Linked DNA regions of Homo sapiens: all the other regions are linked to region 2. The links are chromatin contacts, found by Hi-C or POLR2A ChIA-PET in ENCODE. All regions are on one chromosome and are shown on one strand. Each heading gives the region's core, a stretch centred on a gene start or an enhancer-like site at or near the end of the contact. The rest is flanking DNA. Distances are from core to core; before and after follow the strand shown. Region 1 overlaps SASH1 (SAM and SH3 domain containing 1). Region 2 overlaps ZC3H12D (zinc finger CCCH-type containing 12D). Region 3 has its middle 69 kb from the start of UST.

Region 1 (2,700 bases), core at 179-2,678, 950 kb after region 2:
AGGAAAGTCAACATGTGGAAATATGTGGAAAACCCAGGGGCTAGGAAGGACCTAAGGATTCTTTTACAACAGAGAAGGTCGTTTTAAGAATGGCATTGACCAATCCGTCTTCACTTTCACAAAAGCAGAACCCGACTGAATGAATTTAAATTACACTGATCGTCTGGGGAAGAACATCCTGTTCATGAACGGGAAGGCCCCCTGGGAAAACCACTATTGAAGGACACTCTATTCTTTCAGGTCTTTAAAAGGGCCCACAGCCAACTGTCCTGAGCAGATCAAGCAAGGTGCCAGGTGACAGAGGGCCAAGAAATCTACTTCCTCACTTTGCACCATTTTATATGTGCCACTGTGCAAACTAAAAGTTAGGTGGGAATTTCAGAAGGAAAAATATCTATATTCTGAAGTTCAAAGTAAGTCATGCCTTGAAAATAAATCTTACTAGGTCTCTGATCATCCAGCGTTAAAAGTGAAAAACATCCTACTCTTTGAAAGTGAGTACTTTATTCCTTGCTGAGTACAGAAGAATCTATAGGCTAGGGGAAGGCATTTCCAAATGTTGATTTGTTTATAAAGATAAGAACATGGAATAGACTTAAGTAAAACAAAAAAGCTCCCATTTTTGTTGTTAGATTTACGAACTTTCTGCTTGCCTCTACTAATAAAATAAATGTGCTTTAAAATGTTTTCAAATCACCAAATTGGTGACTGTGATGACGGCAGTTTTTCCATGAGCCTGCTCCTATTGTTTTAATTTTAAAACCAAGAGCAAGCATCTCTTTCAAGGGTGAAATGCCCTTCTGTTTTGAATCAGCTTCTTTGAGGTCAAGTGACATAATGGCCGAGAATCAAGACAGCCACTCCTGGAGGCGGCCAAACCCCACCCCTGTACCCTGGAAGCCCCTCTCTGGATTAGCTTCAATGCTTATTTTAATGGGCACTCAAACAGCTTCATCTGACAAGAGGAGAAATGGAAGAGAAGGTGAAAGCTGCCTGGAAGTGAAAGCAGGATTTGAAATTGAAGGTGATGGTGGGATGTGCCCTGACGTCATGAGCAGGAGAGAGGGGAGGAAGCCGGTCCCCGCAGAAGAAAGGCCATAATGCTTGACTGCACATCACAGAAATGACAAGGCCGTCCTCAGGACCATCTTTGTGACTCACAGACTTCTGGTGGATTCTCAAGAGAACCCTTTTAGTACAGCGGTCGACCGTGGCGGCCCACTTCCTCTTTGCCTCCTCATCCTCCTCCAGCAGGCACCGCCTCAGGTCCTGTCTCTCAGCCTTGCTCAGGGTCCTGTCTGAGGCAGGCCGCACTAGCTGGGTCAGGTTCAGGTGGCTGTACAGGCTCCGCTCCACCACGTAGGTGATATTGAACTCGCTGACCGAGGTGCGCCCGCGCACCCTCCTGCCGGGGAAGCCGCAGCTCCCGCCCCCTTTGCCTTTCTGCCGGAGCAGCTGCAGGTCACAGGTGGTGCTGGTGACGCCTTTTCTGGAGGGACGCTGGCAGAGAAAAGCTCTGGAACAGGAATAATTAGTATCCGTTTTCTTCAAGCGGATTTGCTTCCGGACACTCTGAAACTCCTCCAGGGACACCAGAAGGTGGTGCCTGCGACGGTGGTTGTCATAGAAGCAAACACCATCCGTACTTACCCCGTGGCTTAGGGACCCGAGACCCTTCTTCATCTCCCCCTCGGTGAGGGAGCGGGACACTTTCTGGGCCTTTTCTTCTTCTGGGTAGGAGAAGAATGTCCCCATCTTCTTGGGGGGCTTAATCAGGCCCCGGCTCTCTCCTTTGCTGAAGGTTTTGACCAACTTCCGGCCAGCCCCCCAGGTGTCCAGGCTGCTGGAGGATGGAGACGTGGTGAGAGAGTCTGAGTCATCTTCGGGAGGTTTCTCAGGAGAGCCATCAAAGAAAAGGGGCTTCTTGTGCACGCCAGAGTAGAGGGCGGACCGTTCATCCAGGACCGGCGAATTCTCAAACACGTGCTCCTCCCCACCTGGAGGGAAACCAACAGAGTCTCTTGTGAACACACCTTTGCATTCTTGCATACATCTTTCTTTACATTCACCACCTTTCTCCGTATCATGACCCTCTTTATAAACCCAGCTCCCACTTACATATGTACAGAAAAATGAAAATACACTGTGCAAATACATGGTTTCACATGAGCTTAATGTTAAAAGGATTCAGATGTGTTTTCTTCTTCTTTAAATATCTTTGTAGACCTAACACCTTCACAGGCGTATTTAAAATGCCGTTTGCAAAATCTAAGCTAGCCATAATCACAATATGCCTTAGCATTTCGAGATAATGCCCTCTGCAGTTTGTAAATGCAACCCTCTGAAACTAGGAATCAGGATCTTTCCCCCTTCTGAAAGGCACTCCTTTATGTTGGCTCTGGTCGCTTTTTATAGTTGGAGTGTGATAAATGTCATGTGGCTGACAGTGATTGTTTTATTGGTACATATGCCATTTGAGTGACTAAATCTCCAAGGAAGTTTTGGTGGGGAGAAACACTATAAAGCGTTGTATCTTGCAAATGTGACTGACACATCGTCTCCAGCTGACAGGCCAAATGCAAAAAGTTAGGAAACTCAGTGATCCCGGCCAGATACTCCCATCAACTCAGGCCTCACTAGGAGCAGCCAGGGCGTTTAAGGGCCCTGACACGCAGGCAGCTCCAGGGTCCCACTGGTCTC
Region 2 (2,995 bases), core at 490-2,989:
ACATTTTTCTCGTAAAGGAATTTCTCTTCTTTAGAGGTTCAGAGAGAGTAAGTAACTTGCCTGAGGTCACAGAGCAAGAAGAGCCAGCTCTGGATTCAGTGCTCTCTCCAATGCCCCATGTTCCCCCCAGACATTACCATTCCTTCTGCTCTCCCCCGGCCTAGGAAAGGACCACAGGGTAGGAGACCCTGACCCAGAGGCGGGCTCTGGCTGCAGTTGACAAGCCCTGGACTTGTCAGCTGCAGGCAGGTGTGAGGCCCCACTCCCTTCACAGGGACCCTCTGCAGGGCTGGTGCCCAGGATGCCCTCAGGGTGCCACATGTGCCTCAAATAGTAGCTCTCATGGACTAGCAGCCCAAAGACTGATTTCTCAGTGCAGTCTCCATACCTTAAAGGTAGGGCTGTGTGTGTGTTTCCGTGAGAAAGAGAGGGACATCAGCTCGGGTCATTCAGCTGAATACCTGAGTCCATAGATACCTGGCTTTAAGAATAATGTCCAGCAACTTTTTAAAAAGAAGGCAGCTTTCATTGAAAGCGTGTTCAAAATGGCATCATGGTGTGTGGGAAGAGCATGAATTCTCACGAGCCAACAGTTGCAGCATTTTCTTTTTTTTTTTGAGATGGAGTCTCGCTCTGTCGCCCAGGCTGGAGTGCAGTGGCGCCATCTCGGCTCACTGCAAGCTCCGCCTCCCGGGTTCACGCCATTCCCCTGCCTCAGCCTCCCAAGTAGCTGGGACTACAGGTGCCCGCCACCACGTCCAGCTAATTTTTTTGTACTTTTAATACAGACGGGGTTTCACCGTGTTAGCCAGGATGGTCTCGATCTCCTGACTTAGTGATCCACCCGCCTCGGCCTCCCAAAGTGCTGGGATTACAGGCTTGAGCCATCGCTCCCGGCTGAGTTGCAGCATTTTCTTGCCTAGGGTGGGCAGACTCACAAGTGCCCAGCCTGTTTTACATTCTGTAGGCAAATCTAGAAAAGGCGGGATTCAAAGTACAACCTTGGGGGGAAAGCACCTGATAATTTCACATCCTCTTACTGCCCCAGAGTAGGGTTTCATGTAAATGTGTCCTCATTTTGGAGTGCACAGGGCTTTTTGCTTTGGCTGTTGTTTACATTTTTACACTCTCAGGACACTCTGCAGGCTCTGGTTTGTGCTGGAGTAAGGGATCTCCAAGGAAGAGAGAGATCAGGCTTGAAATCATACCTCTCAGTTTTCATCATGCCCCCCTCAGTGGGTTCCCAGCAGGCAAGAAAGAGAATGGTGGGGGTTTATGACCGGGCTGGGGGTCAGACCTGCTTCTGAGACCCTGACTCTGTTCTGTCTGACGTTAGCCTTGGGCTCCTGCCTGTCTGCACCCATTTCTTGTAAGGCGAAAGCTCCCAGATCAGCCCCTGCTCACGGTCTCTTTCCCCTGCCTTGAGCTGGGGAGAGATCTCCTGGTGAGAAGGGTCAGAGTGTTTGCAATTGAACCCCCAGTAAGAAACAGAGTGGCAAGAGCAGCTTCCCTTCACATCTCAGACCCCTGAGGAATCATTGCTCCTCTCTTTCCTCCTGCCCATAGCCACAACCTTCCTCCATATGTGACTGCTTTGGGAGCCCCTAGCCTCTGCAGGAACTACTTGGCAATAGTCAAAGATGCAGTGGTGTACAATTGGATTGTCTAGTTACTGAAACTGGCTGGCACTCTGATTGCAGCTACCCCAGGCACAGTTGTCAGGCAGGCAAAATTTGCCTTGGGTGCCAACCCACTTCCTCTTTGTACCTTTGGTTATTCAAAACTCCCATCTCTGGTGGGGTGCAGTGGCTTATGCCTGTAATCCTAGCACTTTGGGAGGCCAAGGCAGGCGAATCACCTGAGGTCAGGAGTTTGAGACCAGCCTGACCAACGTGGAGAAACCCCGTCTCTACTAAAAATACAAAATTAGCTGGGTGTGGTGATGCATGCTTGTAATCCCAGCTACTCGGGAGGCTGAGGCAGGAGAATCGCTTGAACCTGGGAGGTGGAGGTTGTGGTGAGCTGAGATTGCGCCATTGCACTCCAGTCTGGGCAACAAGAACAAAACTCCGTCTCAAAAACAAACAGAAAACAAAAACAAAACTCCCAGCTCCTGTCTCCTTTTCCCAGGGCCTGGCTCTCGGCTTGCTGCCTGATGAGCTGGTTCACAGTGTTGGTTAATAAGGGCATGAGGTGCCTTTTCTAAGCATGAGCATTTAAACTGTGGGTTACTATTCCTCCAAAAGAACTGCCATCTGGATCCTGAGGTATAGATGGAGTTGGGGGGAATCAATGGTCTTTGGGAGACTAGGGAGGAAGAGTTTTGCAGCCTAAGGGGTCAGGCTTTGAGGGCTGCCCCTAGATCAGAGAGATGGACACATTGTTTTGCTTCAGTTTCCTCAAGGGTAAAATGGGGACAAGGTCACTTCCTCAAGGGCTTCTTGTAATGATTAAATGAGGCAAAACGTGCAAAGTGCCCTGGCAGACAGAACCCTCTACAGATCTTAAAAATGAGCTCCAAGGCCAGGCGCAGTGGCTCATGCCTGTAATCTCAGCACTTTGGGAGGCCAACATGGGAGGATCACCTGGGGCCAGGAGTTCAAGACCGGCCTGGGCAACATAGCCAGACCTCATCTCTACAACAAATTTTTAAAATTAGCCAGGTGTGGCAGTGCATACCTGTAGTCCCAGCGACTTGGGAGGCTGAGGTGGGAGGACTGCTTGAGCCTGAGAGGTTGAGGCTACTGTGAGCCATGATTGTACCATTGCACTCCAGCCTGGGTAACAGAATGAGACTCCATTTCTTAAATAAAAAAAAAAGAGCTCCAAGAAGCAGGGGTGATGTCTTTTCTTAGCATGCAGTGCAGAGCCTTGTAGTAGATATTCAGGAATTGCACTGAGTCTGTGAAGGAACGTGCAGATGAGTGGATGCCTTTGGTGTGTGCATTCCTGTCTGTGTGCTGGGGAGTGGGCTCCCAGGGCGACTGAGAGCTCT
Region 3 (2,700 bases), core at 1-2,500, 790 kb after region 2:
CATTATCATGCTGCTAATAAAGGCATACCTGACATTGGGTAATTTATAAAGGAGAGAGGTTTAATGGACTCACAGTTCCACATGGCTGGGGAGGCCTCACAATCATGGCAGAAGGCAAAGTAGAAACAAAGGCATGTCTTACATGGTGGCAGGCAAGAGAACATGTGCAAAGGAACTCCCCTTTATAACACCATCAGATCTCATGAGACTTATGCACTATCATGAGAACAGCACTGGAAAGACCTGCCCCCATGATTCAATTACATCCCACCACGTCTCTCCCACGACATGTGGGAATTATGGGAGCTACAATTCAAGATGAGATTTGGGTGGGGACACAGCCAAACCATATCACCGAGTAAGACCATGATGAGGAGTCATAGCCACTTTAGATGCTGTCACTTGGTGAGCAAGTCAATGTCTCTAGACCCAGTCATTGGCCATTGCGTGTCCACATGGATGTTCACTATCAGTGAGGAAAGGGTTTCACGGTACCCACAGCTTGCTTCTAATTCTGAGGACTTCCTCTTTTGTAGCCCCCTCTCCTGTCTAGGCCCCTGATGGTGTTTGGGCCCCTGAGGGAAGAGGAAAGACTAATACTGTCCTCTCCTATGGCCCTTGGAAAGCTGAGGCAGTGGAATCTACTAAAGAGGTTCATCGTCCCAGCAAATTTTATCTTCACAGTTCAGAATGCTAGTGCTGTCTCTCCAGCACCAGCCCCATGTCCAGATGGCATGGGCAAATGCTTGAGAGCCCTGCCAGGGCCACAGTATTACTGAGATTCCCAATTGCTGATGACCCTTGAGGTTTTTCTCCAGAGAGCCTCATCTAAAACATCTTTGTGTAGGACCAGTTCACGACATACTGATGTAGTGACCCGAATTAATTAATCCACTTACCTACGACGAATAGTGCCCTAAGGAATGCGATATAGACCAAAGAGGGCAAGGCTGGAAAGCTCTAGAACACAGCCCATAATGTAACCATAGAACTAGGAAGAAAGCTGTGAAAGAAAAGGTGATCTCCCCAATTCAGAATTTGTCATGTCTCAGAACTTCCTCTTTCTATGCTATTATGGGTCTTGCTCTCAAGATAATTCACTCAGCACAGGCTTTCAGAATTTCTGCTTTTCAACAAATGAACCAAATTCCTTTAAGCTAGCACCAGCCTCATGGTTGGCTGCCCCTTTTCTCACCTAATGTAATTATTTCCTGTGAAGATGGATTGGAGTTGAGATTTCATAATGCTGCCGTAACATTTCTCTCTCACTCTCCTGCATCACACTCACAGTGACATTTGGGCCATTTTTTGCCTCTGCATAAATGCACAATCTTGCCATCCATCATGCCAAGGGCAACTATGAATGAAATGAGCATTAAGCATATTAGTTTTCAATGCTATTAAAGCCATTAAACATATTAGCAGGCCCATTACTTTATTTTCCTACGGATTTTTTAGTATTGTGACCTCCAGTCATGAAGAAAATGCAAAGCCTTCCCAAGCAAAAGCTGCTATGAATGTGGGTAGGAGGTGAAGTTCACATGGGCCAAATCAGATCATTAATGGAAAATTATGCTGCCGCATGACATGGGCAAGTGTGAGATATCACACAACCAAGGAAGACACTGGCCTGTGCATGCTTTCCCACGCACCCAGTCGTACACAACTCATTAATTTGAAAACCAAAAAGAGGAAGTGAAATTAGGAATTTCAGTCTCCGTCTACCTCTCTTCTGATCTACCTTTAAATGGCAGCTACAGAAACAGAATAGTCTGAAACGCCAGAAAAATGTAAAAGTTCTTCATTTAAGTTTAGAAAAAGGAAGCTAAAAATAACCTCTAATTGAAGGAGTTATTTCAGAACCAGACTTGAAAACATTTAGCATAGTCTTTTAATTAATTTATTCTGAGGATAGTGCTGAAAATATATCTATCTACCTAATAGCAGAGAGAAAAATCTCCAACTTTGCCTTCTGGCTAGATTCGTTTTACCCTTACTGATATTTCCTCCCCTTATTTGTAGTTTTTGTTTCAATTATCCATGGTCACCTGTGGTCTGGAGATTGATGATTACAGTGCAGTAAGATATTTTGAGAGAGAAAGAGAGACCATAGTCACATAACTTTATTTTATTTTATTTTGTTTTATTTTATTTTATTTATTTGAGATGGAGTCTCTCTTTGTCACCCAGGCTGGAGTGCAGTGGCACCATCTCAGGTCACTGCAACCTCTGCCTCTTGGGTTCAAGAGATTCTCCTGCCTCAGCTTCCCGAGTGACTGGGATTACAGGTGCCCACCACCATGCCCGGCTAATTTTTTTTATTTTTAGTAGAGGCAGGATTTCACCATGTTGGCCAGGCTGGTCTCAAACTCCTGACCTCAGGTGATCCACCTGCCTCAGCCTCCCAAAGTGCTGGGATTACAGGCATGAGCCACCATGCCCGGCCCACATTCACATAACTTTTATTATGGTATATTGTTCTATTTTATTATTAGTTATTATTGTTAATATTTTGCTTGCTTAATTTATTAATTAAACTTTACATTAGGTATGTATAGGAAAAAACGGTGTAAACAGGATTTCGTACTGTGATGGTTAATATTGAGTGTCAACTTGATTGGATTGAAAGATGCAAAGTATTATTCCTGGGTGTGTCTGTGAGGGTGTTGCCAAAGGAGATTACTATTTGAGTCAGTGGAC

What was found. Hi-C counts contacts between places; a loop is a spot of excess contacts on that map. ChIA-PET counts read pairs that join two places held with the same protein, here RNA polymerase II (POLR2A). Pooled maps may share reads with other maps.
Region 1: a loop to region 2 is called in a pooled map, with 3 times the contacts of the local background. The contact joins two enhancer-like sites. A Hi-C loop is called at or near these places in 1 of 50 pooled maps. POLR2A ChIA-PET finds 5 or more read pairs at or near these places in 2 of 52 experiments (GM10248 and activated B cell).
Region 3: a loop to region 2 is called in a pooled map, with 4 times the contacts of the local background. The contact joins two enhancer-like sites. A Hi-C loop is called at or near these places in 2 of 37 single-sample maps with no recorded cell type and 2 of 50 pooled maps.

The regions. Positions count from the first base shown.
Region 1 is chr6:148,518,844-148,521,543 of GRCh38, reverse strand. SASH1 (SAM and SH3 domain containing 1) reads right to left here. Exons shown (of 20, transcript NM_015278.5): 10 at 1,651-1,997. Among named protein-coding and RNA genes, the nearest start is that of SASH1, 180 kb to the right of the region's middle. RefSeq lists enhancers at 1,140-1,189, 866-1,405. Within about 2 kb of position 1,428, at least 6 of the 41 ENCODE cell types and tissues checked have a DNase peak (open chromatin) inside an H3K27ac peak, as active enhancers do.
Region 2 is chr6:149,467,080-149,470,074 of GRCh38, reverse strand. The region is part of intron 2 of ZC3H12D (zinc finger CCCH-type containing 12D); the gene reads left to right. Among named protein-coding and RNA genes, the nearest start is that of ZC3H12D, 16 kb to the left of the region's middle. Within about 2 kb of position 1,739, at least 4 of the 41 ENCODE cell types and tissues checked have a DNase peak (open chromatin) inside an H3K27ac peak, as active enhancers do.
Region 3 is chr6:148,676,686-148,679,385 of GRCh38, reverse strand. No RefSeq gene overlaps it. Among named protein-coding and RNA genes, the nearest start is that of UST, 69 kb to the left of the region's middle. Within about 2 kb of position 1,250, at least 4 of the 41 ENCODE cell types and tissues checked have a DNase peak (open chromatin) inside an H3K27ac peak, as active enhancers do.